Linked DNA regions of Mus musculus: region 2 is linked to region 1. The links are chromatin loops, found by intact Hi-C in ENCODE. Cell type or tissue: left cerebral cortex. All regions are shown on one strand.

Region 1 (8,000 bases):
CAGTACAAGAGAGACTGACAGAGACAGAGGCCCAAGACGGTCCTCGCTCTGTTCGCTCAGAACTCTTTGTTTCCTGCTTGTGTAGGAGACAGCTGAGCCCTTCGGTGTGGAGCTGGTGTAGCTTCTCTGCCTCCTTTGCATATAAACCTCGACTTCCAAACAGGCTTTAAGAAATTGGTAGGCAAGAGATCTCACATTTGTTATGAGAGGCCCACAGCCAGGCTACGTGTGCGGCAGAGACACTTCACATGAGAACGTATCGGTGAATCTGCTTAACAATGAGACGTGGAAGTAAACACCGGTTGGCACAGGAGTTAGTGGTAGAAAGCGCTAGCACAGTACAGGTGAGACTCCTGGATCGCTGAAGGGTTAGTCAGCCATGTTGGGGGACTTGTGTCAGTTCCAGCCATGGGGTGAGCTTAGTTTTCTCTGTGCCTTAGTGCCCTCATCCACCTACACAATGGCATAGCCATACTGGTTATTTTACATGCCTATTAAAATGTCTTACTACAGAGAGATGGCTCAATGAGTCCGATCCGAATGTGGCCCCTGGGGTTTTGCTGGCCGGCTAGCCTAGTCAGCTTCACTAGTTTCCTGCTACTGAGAAACCTTGTTTCAAAAAAAACAAGGTGGTGGCCACCTGAGCAATGGTACCACACACAGGCGGACCTGTGCACACAGCATGCACACACACACACACACACACACACACACACACACACACACACACAGATTTCTTAGCGCAGTGCATACTGGGCACTTTTCTCATGCTGTGGCAAAGCACTGGACAACAGCTTAAAGAGGAAAGGATCTGTTTTGGCTGGTGGCCTTAGAAGGGACTGGGTTCATTGTGGTGGCAATGACACGAGGTGACTGGATACCATGTCCTCCATCAGGAAGAAGGAAGGGGGACACTGGTGTTCAGCTCACGCCCTTCAATAGGCCAGAGCCTCCATCCACAGGAGAGGGCCAGCTGTGTTCAGGGAGGGTCTTATCTTCTCAGTTAAAGCTTTTTGGAAACACCCTCAAAGACACACCCAGACCTGTAATTCCAAGGTGGTTCGTAGTCAGTCCAGTTGTTGTGAGTGAGATTAGTCAGTCATCACACACAGCAAGCCGTTGGTGCTGCTGATGCTGCAAACCAGTTTGGTTTGAGAAGAGTGGTAGGGACAGCCTAAAGGATGAAGATGATGATGACAATGATGACGGTGATGATGATGGTGATGATGAAGACGGTGATGTTAATGGTGGTGGTGGTGATGATGGTGGTGGTGGTGATGCTGATGCTGATGTATACTAGTTTGACTTGACAAGGGTGGTGGGGACAGCCTGAACTCTGTGAGGATTTTCTACGGGTCCTTCCTCTGCCAAAGCTACCTTCTCTTCCTTTCAGTTCCATGCTACTGGGAAGCTGTTTACTGGGTCTGAGCCTGCAGTGGATATTGAGGTGGATATTAATGTGGAGATGTTGGAGCTGGAGACTTCCACAGCCTTTGAATAATAGACATTTGGAAAATTAAATATTTCTGTCGAGTGGGCCATAAATCTCATCTGCTTAGAGGGATTAAAGCTGCAAAACATCTGAGAGGGTGTGAGCCAGCCTGGCAGCCCCTGCCTGTGCTCCCCAGGTAGGGTGGGAAGTACCTAGGTCCTAACTGTCCTCATGTTGGTCTCATGGGGAAGTCAGATGTGGCAGGAGCATATTTATTTCTTCCTTAAAGAGTGCACTCCTGTGAGAAAAGGGAGCCTGGCCCTTGAACCTCTAGCTCCTTTCATCTGCAGCCAGGGCTCTGTGTGCTCACATGTGCTCCTTACATATGTGTGCACCTTACATACATGTGCTCCTTACATATGTGTGCTCCTTACACACATGTGTTCCTTACACATGTGTGCTCCTTACACACATGTGCTCCTTACATAAGTGTGGTCCTTACATACATTTGCTCCTTACATACATGTGGTCCTTACATACACGTGGTCCTTACATAAGTGTGGTCCTTACAAACATGTGGTCCTTACATACATATGCTCCTTATATACATGTGGTCCTTACATAATGTGGTCCTTACATACATGTGGTCCTTACATAATGTGGTCCTTACATACATGTGGTCCTTACATACATGTGGTCCTTACATACATGTGTGCCTTACATATGTGTAGTCCTTACATACATGTGCTCCTTACATGCATGTGTGCCTTACATATGTGTAGTCCTTACATACATGTGCTCCTTACATATATGTGGTCCTTATATACATGTGGTCCTTATCGCGTGGGGAGAAGGGAAGACCCATGGCCCGAGGTGGGGCAGAGTGGGTAGCCAGGCCTCAGCTATGCATGGTCCGGCTGCTTGGTGACAGTGGGCACTCAGTATGCGTGTACTGTGGCCTCTGGGCTGTGCTTGAGATGTCAGGCAGGCACATGGCTGGCCTGGCTCCCAGGGGCTGGATTGGTGAAGTATGCCTCTCCACTGTGTCCTCCCACAGGGACAACCTGGAAAAGGGGCTCCTTTTGTGAGAAAATCATGTCTGTTCTAGACATAATCAGTGCCCGTGTGGTCAGGACCTGGTGGCTTTCCTAGGCTAACAGACAGGCCCATTAGAAGGCAGCCACTGGGAAGTCTTTAGCCTAACTGCAGGCTAGCTTCAAGACATTCTGAGGTGTGTGTGGGGATGGGGGAGGGGAGGGTAAATACCTGCATTTGTGCATTCATATGTGTGTCTGTACGTGTGTGTGTGCGTGCGTGTGCATGTGTGCATGTGTGTGTGCAGGTGCACATTTTCAGGTTTCTCTATAGCCTAGATTCTCTGGATGCTAAAAAGCTAAAAAACAACTTCCGGGATCTGGATGTACGTTGATGCCCAACAGTGAGCTAGAAAAGGAGTTACGAGATCGCTGTGTTTTGCTGTTCCTGAGAGGAAGTTAAGGTGAAGTGTAACTTTACCTTTTTTTGGGGGGGTAGCGGAGATGAAATGTAAACTTGAAGATTTAAAAATAATGATTTATTTGTTTATTTGTGTATGGGGTGGGGGAGGGTGAGCTGGCTTTGTTCCCTATTCTCTCACAAAAGTTTCGTTCCCTGGATCTCAGTTTCTCACTGCCCTTCCATAAGAAAGACTCGCCTCTTATTCAAGCAAAGAACTGAATCCTAGGCTTTGCTTTTTCCTCTTTGGGGTCACTTATGCCACCAGGCTGCTCTGAGCACAGCTAAGATGCACTCTGCTTCCAAGCTGGTCTGGAAGGGCTGGATACAGGATCTACAATAGGTGCTCTGGGGGCGTGTCTTGCATTACGTACAAGCCTATCAAAAGTTTGAGGTTGGGTCGGGATTCTGGGACAGCCTGTGGTTTAGGAAGACTGGGTTGGGAGAGGAAATACCTAAGAGGAATGGGTCAAAAAGAGGGCAGTGCAGGATCAGGGTGTGCTAGCACCTAGGCAAGTCCTGGAGCCTGCAGCCAGCCCCTCCCTGCGTTTGGTGTGCGGTAGGCCTTGGTTACTCTGGCAACTCACCCTGCCCAGACAGCACCAGGCATCTGAATCCAGTCCCTTGTTAAGGGGGAAAATGCTCCCATTGAAGGGCCGGAGCAGAGCTTCTGCCTTTTATTCCAAGAGGCGCCAGCGGCTTCCATTTGTAAACTTATTAGTGTGCGTATAAGGGGATTCGGCCCAGGAATCCCTGTGGCTGCGCTGCTCTGGGAGGGAGCTAGGACTATGGCGTGCTTATCTGAGGATCACTCGTCACCCACTCCCCTCCCCAGAACCCCCACTCCTCCGGCTTGACCTTGACATTGTCCCTGCTTGACCAGGTGGCCCAAGGTCCTTCCAGGAATGAGGCTCCAAGCGCACAGTTGGGCGTTTAGAGGAGACAGGTGCCACTGATGAAGAAACTCTTGCCTCGCCCTGAGGAATGTCAACACCCAGTGTAGGGGCTTTCCTTGGTCCGGGCAGTCCCAGTTGGTGGACCAACCTGGATAGCCAAGGCAGCGGCTGCCGGGAATGCTAATGAGCCTGCCGCGGTCCCTCTAAAGGGCGGCAGTCCGGGCCGTAGTGAGGCAATTAGCGGGGGCAGATGTACCCGGCGCAGACGCGCCGCCCCCGCGGACTGGGGCTCCTCGAGGTCCCCGAGTGGGCTGGAGAGTGGCGCGTGGGCCTTCCGGGAGCGGGCTGATTGGACCCGACTCAGGACTTCGCACAAGGGCGGCTCTGTGCACTGCTTCTCTGTCCTCCCCTCCCTGCTTCCTTGGTACCCACTGCCTCCTCCCCTTTCCGGTTATCCTTCGGCCCGGGGGCGGGGGTCGCTTCTCACCGCCCACCTCCCAGCTCCCGCCGCTCGCTCTTGCGTTGGGGGACCCTTTGCCGGTGAGTCTGTCGCAAGCAAGTCAGGGCCAGCTGGGGCGGCGTGGGAGGACGGGCTGCGGAGCCCGCGTCATCCTGCCCCTGGGGACTGCTGCGTCTGCCCTCCCACCAGCGCGCCACGCGGGGCATGTCTGTCATGTCGCTACCAGCTGCCGCCCTCATTAGGGCTCCAATCATGGAGGAGCGAGTGGCTAAAGGACCATAAGACCCAGAGCTAAGTGACTGAGAAGATATTGACAGGTTCCCCCGGAAACCCACTTTCCAATGAGCAGTTGCATGGTCTCCTTCTTTAATTAGCAGGAGGGAAGCCGGACAAGTTGTTACAACGGCGGGGAAAACGATAAAAGATGGCTTTGTATTAGTGTGGCAAATTTTATTAAACCAAGAGAAAGGGTAACTAAAACATGACAGCCGTGTGTGTAGTGCCTCCTGAATTTGTAATAACCCAGTCTTGTTCTGAATCATCCCTGCGTTGGCAAACGGAATATAAAACATCGAACAGATCCAGGGGAGTAAAAGGTACTATAGAGATTAGCCAGTGGGGAGGGATGGGTGGGCGAGGCCTCCCAGCCAGGGCAGTGTGCAGCGGTTAATGAGACCCAGCAGAAATGCAGGGGCTGGCTTACCGCTCATCTCATTAATTACACCCGCCACCCTGACACGTTCAACGGCTCGCTCTTTCCACTTACAATTCCGATGTAATATCTGGCCACAGGAGAAAACTTAACTAATAGCACATTAGTTGGTAGGGAATGGACACAGCCATCTTTTCCTAAAGGGATTAAAAAAAAAAAAAGCAAGACAGGAAGTAGAGGAGAAAGTTGAGACACAGAGGTTGGTCTTGCCTCCTTGTTTAAGCTGGGTAGGGAAATAAACGGCTTGTGTTTACTTAGCCCCGTGTTGTTACAAGGAAGTGTCATTTTGGTGATAAAGATCAGAGCCAGGCCACAGAGGTTAAGTTTTCCATCAAGGTCTGGTCTATGGCAGCCTGCATTTGGAGCTATTTCCTTATTACCCCAGGGCTCAGATTTTACTTCACAAAAGAAAAGCTCAAACCCCCTTCATTTGAGAGGCCGTTTAGTGAGCAATTCCAGTTCGTAAGCACCAGGGATTTCAAGAGATCTCCTGATATAGGTAAGCCTTTCTTGGGCTGGGTGGATGGCTCAGTTGGTAAAATGCTTGCTTTGCAAACACGAGGACCCAAGTTTGATCTCCCAGAACTCGTATTAAAAAAAAAAAAAAAAAGACAGGTGTGATGGGTACCCTTCTAGTGAGGAAGAGATATGCAGATGCCGGAGTATACAGCTCACCTTGGCTACTTGATGAGTTCTGGGCCACTGAGAGACCCTAAGCTGGATGGTACCAGTAGAATGGCAGCTCTGGTTGCCGTATGACCTCTCTTTCTGAGTCTCAGCCAGGCAGAGCAAGGGGATTCGACCTCAAATCCCTTCCTACCCACGCAAGCCTGGCCCCTCACAGAAGTCTGCAATGGCATTAGATTAGGGTTGGGGGCTCAGGAAGGGTTCGAGCTCACTGTATGCCTAAGCTGCGTCAGTGTGTGCTGTCTGGACTCTGCAGAGCAGGAGGAGGGTGACGCTTAACACACGGCCCTTAGTTATCCCCATAGCCTGCAAGCCACTTTAGACGGCAGGCTTTGCTTCCTGAATCAGAGGGAGGACAGTTAAATCTGAACTAGAATTTCTAGTTCTTTTTGTTTGGTTTTGGTTTTTCGAGACAGGATTTCTCTTTGTAGCCTTGGCTGTCCTAGAACTCATTATGTTGACCCAGGCTGGCTTTGAACTCATAGAGATCGGCCTGCCTCTGCCTTCAGAGTGCTGGGGTTAAAGACACGCACCGCCACCGCCACCGCCACTGCCACCGCCATCCAGCTGAATTTCTAATTGTTGACGTCAACAGAGAGGGATATTCCTAGGGCTCTCTCTCTGTTCTTACCTTGAAGGTTTTGAAGGGCTCCAGAAGCATGGTGCAGAAAGCTCCAGGGCTGGAGCTGTGGAGGACAGGGAGTTCTCTCAGAGTCAGCAGAGCCAAGGGTTTAGAACAGACGGGCTGAAGGTTCTGAGTGCCAGGACTGAAGGGGAGGCAGCCAGAAGGAGGTCAGCACTTTCTGAACTGGGGAAGAAAATGGGGGAAATGGTGGCCTCCAGGGCAGAGAAGAAGGCTCTGGCCACAGCAGGGAGCCCATATGCTCTACCAAGATGCTTGATCGTGGCTCTGAATTGCGTGTGGGTATCTGGAGTATCAGGGAGTATAACTCTGTGTCTTGAGTGTGTATCTGGCATATTGTTGAGCTTTCAAAGGTAGGTGTCTGGCCCTTGAAGATTTCCAGCCAAGACTTGTACACTCTTGTATCTTCCTCTGTCTCGAGATGAGCCAGTTCTTCCTATTATCCTGCCTCAGTTCTTCATCTTCACTTTTGTCCTCAGTGGAGCCTGAGGTGAATGTCTTTTTTCAGCCACATTTTCCAGATGTCAAGTCTAGGGTGTGGGTCTGCCTGCTCTCACCCAGCCCTTCCTCCTTGATACCAGGCTGGATTCCCTGAAGGGTTTCCCTCCCAAGCCAGGAGAGATTTACCTGTCTCCTCTCCCAGCATGAAGAGGAAGTAAGCAAAAAAGACCTCTGTTTAAAAAAGACGACAAAAATCTGGAACACAACCCCAGGCTCCAGTTTGGGTTTGCAAAGTAGAAAACAAAACAGAACCATTTTCCAGGTTACTTTTATGTTATTGCCTCTATAATGTGCCCCAAAATATATTTCAAGTGATTCATCTACAATCCAATAAGAACAACGGCTGTTGCCATTCGGATGAAAGGAGCTGAGGAACGTTAGTGAGCGATTTGGTTTTATGAAGGGAAGTGGCACAGGTGCTCAGAGCCATTTGCCTGAGGCACCGAGTGAGGCCTGTGCCCCGGGCGTCTGCTGCTGCGGGTGGGGTAGTTGGCATGGCTGCAGGTTGGATAATAGACCATGCTGCTGGAACCCAGTGGCTCACAGGGGACACAAGGGTGACCAAGATGCCAGCTTTTTATTTCAGTACGTGGGTCTCCAGCTAGGCAGGAGACTCCATAGCCTGCTGCCTTCCAAAAAAACGATCATGGCTGCAGTTGGGGAGACAGCGCAGTGGGTAACAGTGTCTGCTGGAAAGCCTGGGGCCTGAGTTCAGATCTCCAGCATCCAAATGAAAAGAGGGGTGTGGTGGCAAATGCCTGGAGCTTCAGCACTGAGGGATGGAGTGTGGACATAGGAAGCTCCTGGGAGCTTGCAAGTCATCCAGTCTAGCCCAGAGGTCAAATTGCAGGTTATGTGAGAGAGACTGCCTCAAAATATAGATAGAGAGTGATTGAGGGAGACCCCAGATGTCCTCTCTGGCCTCCATATTCACATACATGGGCAAGTACATGTACATACACACACACACACACACTCATGACTGATAATAATAGAAACAGCAATAATACGAGTTCTTGCTTGAGGGGCTGTCTGGTTTGTGCTGAGAGCCCTTTGGGACTGGAACAGATGTGATCGCCTCTTTTTATAGGTGAGAAAACTAAGGCTGTAATACATTTAATACTTTACCCAAGGGTAAAAGGTTTCCTTTTCTCGTTCTCCAAACTGTTCTGGTT
Region 2 (8,000 bases), 89 kb after region 1:
ATTTTCTGAGTATTCTCACTTGTCTGTCTTGTCTCCAACTCCTGAAAATCTCATTTTTAATTGGCTTTGTCTTTTGGTCAGGCTTTCAACTGAATTTTTAAATTTAGCTTAATGGGATTTTCATATCCATGATTTCTTTTTAATTCTTTTGAAAAGTCTTTGTCTTTTGAACTTCTGATTCATATTGTTTATTGCCTTCTTTAATTAGTCCAATTATTTTTTATGTATTTTCTTGGAACTCATTGGTATTTAAAAAGTCATTTTGTAAAATTCTCCATTCTACTATTTCATCTTATTCATTATCTTTGGAGTCAGTTGCTATAAAATTATGAGCTTTAGGGGGAGTTTTGGTGTTTTATTTTCATGTATCTTTTATTTTTATGTTGAGACTTGAGAATATGCTGGGGTAGATAGCTCTTATACTTTTTGTGAGAGTCTTTTTTAAGGAAAATGATCTCTTGTTGATGTATCCTTTGGTAGCAGATTATCGCAAAATGTTGAACATTTCTCAACTGAATTTTATATTATAGTTTCCTTGTTACTTTTTGGGTTGGAGGTTAGTCTGTTTTGCCACAATACATATGCTGTCAGGACACATATATGTAGGTTGAACCTTCTCTGTAAGTCTCACAAGAGCAGGGTACTTCTATTGTGTTAGACAGATATATTAGAGACAGAAGAAGTATATGAGGTATGTCTTCAGTCATTAATCCTCTGGTCTTGCCATCAAAATCTTGGTATACGTCTAAAGGGATATATATGGGAATGAAATACACTGTAGTTTTTCATAGATATATTATTCATGTTTTGTTGTTTATTTCTGCTATTTTAATGCATAGCATCTGTGCCTACTTGAATCCTGGTCTTCAGATGGACATCTTTATATAACCTTTTATGTTGCATTGAAGTATTCACTGAAATTAGACAAGGGTTGGGTTTTGGTTTAGAATAAGGTGCCTTGACTCCTTAGCTGGGATATGTGTGTAGCTCAGCAGTAGAGTATTTACGGTTTATTAACCACCAGCCCAGAGAAGAGTGAAAGGGAAATAGCAACAGGTAGGAAAAGTATGAAAAACTCAAGACCCACAGCTCTCAACCTTGGCAGCAGCAACAGGAACGGTGATGATGGAAATAATATAAACAGTAAAATTTTATAGCATGATGGGGCATTGTAATTAGGAGAAGAAATAAAGGAAAACGGAAAGAAAAAAGTCAGAGCATCTGAAACATGAAAGGAGAAAAATGAACAAAATATAGAATGTGATGGTCACACTGAGAGAGAATGTGAGAATGAATGACTGTCAGTTAGGAGAGGCAGAGAAGGAGCAATCAATCCCTTCTCCACATAACTGAAGATTTAGAGACAAAAAAAGAAAAGGAAGAGGGGAGTTTGTATATAAAAAAGTCATTAAGAACATGAGAGCCTCAATGATAATATTGAAACAGATAAGTCTTCCCTGGGGTGTTGATGTGGGCACAGGTGGGTGGGACCTCACTGTCCCAGCCAGTTTGTTCCTCTTCCTGGGTCTTTTACAGCTCCATGGTCCCTGCAGAGATCAGAGGCTGAGGTTCGTCTCCTTTACTTTCCCTGATGTTTCCTTTCTTGTTGATTATGAGAGTGATTTGTGAGCAAGGTGGTTGGAATAGTTTTGTTTCCCTGCTTATTGGTACAAAGTAATATGAAAAAGCAAATTTCTTTCAGCCTGAGTTTACCCTGGATAGCTGAGTTCAAAGTGTTTCCAAGGCCAGATTAATGCTGAGTTCCACTGGGGTCTGGGTCCCAGGCATCCCCCCGAGGCTGCCCAAGGAGGTCAGGGCAATGGACTGTATTGGATGGAGGAGTACAGCAAAGCTCCCACTTTCCAAAGTCTGTGTTTTTGCAAGGCCCAGCGTCTATATGAAAATTTGTACACTTCCTCATCTTCTGACCCTCTCTGACTGCCTGCTGGGAGTTGCCAGTCTTAAGGGAATAGAGACTTCATTTCTTTTTGTGTCTCTGACCCAAATCCTACTGTTTATATATATATTTTTTTAATGCACTTGCTTCAGTAGTATTCTACTGGGGCCACTCAGAATTGCAAGGCAGAGATTGGCTGGGAGGTATTGTAATAACTGCTGTGAGTTCTAGGGAAAAGGAAAATGTGGAAACTTGGTTTCTTCCAGGCAGAAGTTTGGTTGGTTGCAACCTTCTCAACACGGTTCCCTGTTTCCTGCATGAGCCTTCTGTGTTGAGACAGGCAGAGCATTTCGAAGAGCCAGCACACCTGGCAGCTCCCAGAACAGCTAAATACAGACTGCCTTTCTGCCTTCCCTATGTCTTCATCGTATATCTCCTTTTTTTCCCTCTGTTGCAAGGCTCTGTGGGCTATCTTCTCTCTCTCTCTCTCTCTCTCTCTCTCTCTCTCTCTCTCTCTCTCTCTCTCTCTCTCTCTCCTCCCTCTCCCTCTTCTTCTCCCTCCCCCTTCCCCTCCCCCCTCTCCTTTTATGTGTGCATGTTCATGAATGTGCATGTGCACGTGTGCAAATAGGAGTGGAGGCAGGGGACAAGCTTAGATTTAATTCTTTTGGGTGTCTACCCTGCATATTGAGGCAGAGTCTATTACTGTCTTGGACCTTGCTGAGTAGGTTAGACAGGCTGCCCAGTGAGCCTCGGGGATCCGCCTGTCTTTGCTTTCCCTGTACTAGGATTGCAAACATGCTCCTGTCTTTCTTGTGTGGTTTCTGGCTACCAAGCTCAGGTCCTCATGTTTACACAGCAAGCACTTTATTGGCTGAGCTATCTCTCCATCCAGTCAGTGTTGTGCTTTTTCTTGCCCTCTGGTTTGATAACCAGAGGTTCTGAGCCTCTCCACATCTCTGTCTGTCCGGCACTGCACTCTAACAAATTCCTCAGCTACTCACTTCAAGGAGAAGCTGTTTTCTGACTGTGTCAATTTCAAACCACAGAGAAGCTTAAAGGTGCTGCTTTCTTCTATCCCATCATTTTGGGGACAACATTTTGTCACTGACTGAACTTTTGATTGCACAGCACTTTTTACACATTACAACCATATTGTATGCAGTTTTGTGTCTGGTAAATTTTTCTCAGTGTTATGTTCATGACAGTATTTGTGCTGTTACATGTAGCAATTAGCTATTCATGTCCATGCCTTTATCACACCAAGTTGTATGATTATACAGTATATTTCTCCATTTTGCTGCTGGACACTTGGGTAGCTTCCAGTCTGGGCAAATACAAAGACTGCTGCTGTGAACATTCTAGGGCATGCCTTTAGTAAGCATACATGCACTTTTATTGGAGAAGTATTGAGGAGTGGACTTGCTGGTTCATGAGGATGTGTGAAAAGCTCAGGTAGACCAGTTCTCCAATATACGTACATAACTTATATCCCCTCATGCTGTGTGGGAGACCTAGTTGCTCCATGTCCCAGCTAATACTTGGTAAAGAATGTGACTTAAAACTGTGCTTCCTTGATGCTAGTGGATCTGAGCATCTTTTCAAATGTGCACAGCCCATTCGTTATATTAGTTAGTGAAGAATCTGTTCAAGGCTTTTGACTGGTTTTCTGTTGATTATCAGGTGGGGAGGGGAAACATTTGAATACTTTTCTCCTATCCTGGAGCATCCAGAATCAAATATGCAGGTGCTTGGGGCCCCCATTTTCATCCTAGTGATGAGGTAGAACTGGTTTGCTACAGATGCCGAGTCTTAGAGTAATCAAGACATTAAGGGAAGGTGAGTGGCTCTGCTGCTTTGGGGAGGGTCAGCCATTGACAGCTTCAATTTTGATATCAAGAAGGTAAGGAGGTGGAGGAAGGATAAGGAAGGGCTTAGTTAGTGCCTCTGGCAGCTGAAGCAGGTGCACAAACCATATAGATGTATCCCTTTGTGAGCTCTATTTTCTGGGAGAAAACGTCTCCCAACCCAGCCACGGAGGAAGTGACATGCATGTAGCCTCTCATTTAGGACAAGCCTCTATAAGGTAGCTTCCCCTGTGTGTTCCTCAGATCATCTTATCAAGAGGGAATTAGTAGGATTTACACAAATAAGGAAGCTGTGTTAATATAAAGAGAAGCTTTGTAAAACCACACAGGTGGCAGTTGAGGGAGCGATACTTGGACCCATCCCATGTGCTAAGGGAATACCTCGTTTCATGCCTTCTCTTCTGCTTAGCTATGGCTTCTACTCCTTAGGACAAACTGAAGTTCTCGATTCTTAACTAGAGATTTATAAAGGAAAGTGGGGTGTGATGTATCCTGTAGCCTGTTAGAGCAGCCTGCCCTATGTACATCAGGGGCTTTCCAGGGCTTTGCCCGCACAGTTCTCTCCTGAGTGCTGCCAGAACTTCTCCTGGGGGGATTGTCGCCTCTCCCTACGTAGATTCTTGCATGCTCTCTGGAGCCTCTGTCTCTGGGTTGGACCTGGTGACTACCTAGCCTTGTTAGGACTCACATGCTTGCTCTCTCTGTCCCCTCACAGCGTTATGTCATGCCCAGACCAGCAGAGGGCTCCATGAGGAGTTATAGAAGATGCCCCGTGTCTCCGCTCCTCTGGTGCTGCTTCCTGCTTGGCTCTTGATGGTGGCCTGTAGCCCACACTCCCTGAGGATTGGTAAGTACGGGCTGGCTCTGGATGATAGTCTCGTCGCTACCCTAAGTGTACACAGAGGAGATGTCTATACTTCATAGGCTCTGTGGGATGCTTCCCTGACCTCCCTGAGTATGGCTGTGACAGACATGGAGGTGGTGGAGGCAGAGGCAGATACAGATGTGAATGTGGAGGTGATGAGGGGGCCTGTGCTGACAGCTCCCATCTGTCCTTCCTGCCAGACTCCACTAGTGTCTAGAATAAAATGATGCTCACTCCCCGGTAGGATTCATGACAGGTTCAGTCCTGAATGTGAAGCTGTTAGTAATGGCGGAACATGAAAAAGGCTGTAGGGATTCCAAATCCAGGACTGGAGATAAGCAGTTGGTTACCTCTTTCTTCTGATTAGTTAAAGAAGAATCTAGAACTTGGTGTTAAGGTTGTATTTGGCAATTTGGATGAAGTCAGGAGTCTGCTTGGTGATTCTAGTCCAGCCTGCTGGCAAGGGTCTTGAGTTGCTATCTGCTAGCCATGGTGTAGCTCTGAAATGGAAGACAAGGCACCTCAGCCTCTTCTTTGTCCTCATTGCTGAGAACAAGCAGGGTTACCACCTACACCCCTGGCACCTCTACTCCTGGCAGTCAGGATGGAGGCAAACCATGTGCCTCCTCCCTGCCATGAGTAAAGCTCAGACCACTGGAAACCAAGACTCTAGATCTTGGGACCTGGTGGTAGAGATGAGGACACCATCTACTCTAGCACAAGGAATCCTTGGAGTCAGGACAGGTGGGAGGGTGGTAGAGGTCAGACATATGTAGATGTGTATGTGGGACATGGGTTAAGTGTGGCATCAGATATCCAAATTCTTGTGGGCTGAACAGAAGTCTCCTGAGACCAGGACCTCCAGTGTTAGGTTAGATGATTGTTCTTGTGGGCGGTTATATGCAGATAACTGTGAGTCCTTCTTCCCTGACTGAAGGTGGGTGGAGTAGAGTCGCTGTGGTCATGACTTTTTTTTTTTTTTTCTTTTGAGATAAAGCTTCACTGTATAAACCTGTTTGGTCTGGAACTCACTACGTAGACTCGGCTGGCCTTGAAGTGATATAGATCTGCCTGATTCTGCCTCCTAAATGCCAGGATTAAAGGGGTCTTGCCACCATGCCCAGCAGGACCCGGATCTTCAACGTGAAACTGAAAGGCTGGAGGCAGATGTAGAATAAAACGGTTGGATTGCAACCAGGACTGGCTTTAAGGGCACCAGAGTACAACTGGCACTCTGGTGATGGTCAGGAGGCCCAGGCATGGGCAATGGCAGGCTGATAGCTCAGACCACATCCAGGTGAGGCATCACCTGTCAGAGGCTGGCACAGTGGCTCTCAAGCAGCTCCTTCCCATTACCTCATGGCCATATTTCTCCATGGGAAATGATGGCTACTGATGGACGTCTGAAATGTGGAGAGGTGATTTAATTTTCCCCTCACTCTGCACTCAACTCCTTCTTCTGCCTGCTTTTTTTTTAAGGCATTAAAAAACAAGATTTTCTCTCCCTCTCTTCCTCATTCATTTCTATAGAAACTACAAAATCTAATTTAATTCTGCTTGGTGATGATGCAAAGCGGTTCATATCCTTAAGATGCTTAATTTATAAGATGCCCACAGTTATCTAGCATTTACTTCGAGGTCCCCACCACTACCACCACCAAATGAGCAGATAAAACGGCAACCCATCAATTTCCGTTTGTCACTAATGGGAAGTAGAATGGAATCGAGCCAGAATCACAGCCACCCCTGCCTTTCCTCTCTGAGCACTGGTTCTCTGGGGAAGGAAGCACACGCTGGAGTCCACAGATCTGTCTTGGTTGCTAGGTTAGCAAGAGGGCTTTGAGGGGTCCCCGTAAGCTCCCCCTAACCACACTAAACAGACAGTGCTTGTCTGATTCTGTAGAATCTCCAGTTTTGATTTATGTCAGTCCCCTTTAACCTGATTTCTAACCACAGATTCCCCTGTCCATCAAGGTCAAACTGGGTTTGAGAGAGAGGTGGGGAGGGAGGGACGGAGGAGGAGGAGGAGGAGGAGGAGGAGGAGGAGAAAGAAGATGCCAGGACTTGTTTTGTCTCCTTGGTTATCCTGGAGTTAGAAGTCTTGTAAAGGTCCCTGGTGGTCTCAGGTGCTGAGGTGCTAATTACAGTGACCCCACTGGAACAGTAAGGTAGGACAGGACTGGGAAGAGAAGTAGGTCAGGAAACTCTGAGTAGCTCTGCTTCATGCCAGGCAGCCTGGCACAAGGATGGGCTGGGGCAGTGCTGAGGTTCTCAGGTCTTTGACCAAGGTTTCCCAGGTCTTTGACTGAGGTTCCCAGGTCTTTGACAGATTCACAGGAATGGGAGGGACCACTGTTTCATTCACCTTCTCAAGGGTCACTACAACCGCATATGAACTTCTCTGGGTCTTTCCCCAGAGCCCTCCTCTACATCTTCAGAATAGATGGCTGTCAAAGCAGGACTGTACATAGAGACAGGGAATCTTGGAGATAAATTGTCCAGTCTGCTCCATCCTCAGCCCGACTTGTCGCCGGTGACAATATGGATGTTTGGAAGAGGCAGACAAGCCCATTGCCCTGCCTTGTGATGGCTGTTTTTCATTCAAGCGGGGCACGGGGCGGGAGATGCAGCCAAATTGTCTATTACGGTGTCTGCTGTTTACCCCCCGAATGAAATTTTGGGTCAGAGAAAGGGATTTTATTTATGGCTGTAAGGCTATCCGCATAAATTTCCCAAACTCTCACATGTGTGTCAGACCCCTTCAGTCATCTATCTCCTGAAAATGTTTTTGATTTTACTTCTTTCCCTCTGGGTCCTCTGAGCGATGACTGGGGAGCCACAAGTAAATAAATGCCTGCCAAACTTCCCCCATCCCTGCAGATCTCCCCGACTTAAAGAGATCGTGGCTGCTGGGTCTTGTTATAACAGATGATGAAGACCCATTATCCAGCCTGCTCAGTTTTGCAGATGAAGGGATGTAGCCAAGGTCACATTGTTATATGTGGTTAGCCTGAGAGCCTAGTAGCTTTGACTCATCTTTTGGGGGCCTTTTAGCTATTAGGCAGCAGAGTCAGCTTCAGTACCATGTGACATTTTCTCTTCGTTTCCCCTGATATCTTCTGTTAGTCAATGTCCTTTTCCCTGCTGTGTTGGGTACTTACTCAGTTCTTGTTAACTGATGGATGACTGCTTGCTTGCCTTGGCCGGTCCTTCTGCACTGCACTGTATACACATTGGGCTACCCACTACTGACCAAGGGTGAGGGAGGCTTATCCATGCTCTCTCTATCTATGCTCTTACTCTGTGGGAACGTGTTTCATCCTATCCTCCTGCTGGGGATGATCCCCCTCCTCCCTGCTGCCTCCTCCTC

The links. Peaks named below come from ENCODE experiments on the same cell type or tissue, not always from the same donor. Only the 100,000 strongest peaks of a DNase experiment are listed, where the experiment ranks them.
Region 2: a loop joins it to region 1, with 1.8 times the contacts of the local background. A loop is called at or near these places in 3 of 42 quality-filtered maps.

What each region holds. Positions count from the first base shown.
Region 1 is chr9:42,893,920-42,901,919 of GRCm38, reverse strand. The region is part of intron 1 of Grik4 (glutamate receptor, ionotropic, kainate 4); the gene reads left to right. Among named protein-coding and RNA genes, the nearest start is that of Grik4, 46 kb to the left of the region's middle. In left cerebral cortex, no CTCF peak of the experiment used is centred here; DNase peaks (open chromatin) are centred at 3,539, 4,195, 4,401 and 4,788; H3K4me3 peaks cover 1,388 bases; H3K27ac peaks cover 1,521 bases.
Region 2 is chr9:42,805,105-42,813,104 of GRCm38, reverse strand. Grik4 (glutamate receptor, ionotropic, kainate 4) reads left to right here. Exons shown (of 21, transcript NM_175481.5): 3 at 4,481-4,612. The coding sequence starts at 4,531. Among named protein-coding and RNA genes, the nearest start is that of Grik4, 140 kb to the left of the region's middle. In left cerebral cortex, a CTCF peak has its summit at 4,503 (motif pointing right); DNase peaks (open chromatin) are centred at 4,546, 4,783 and 6,326.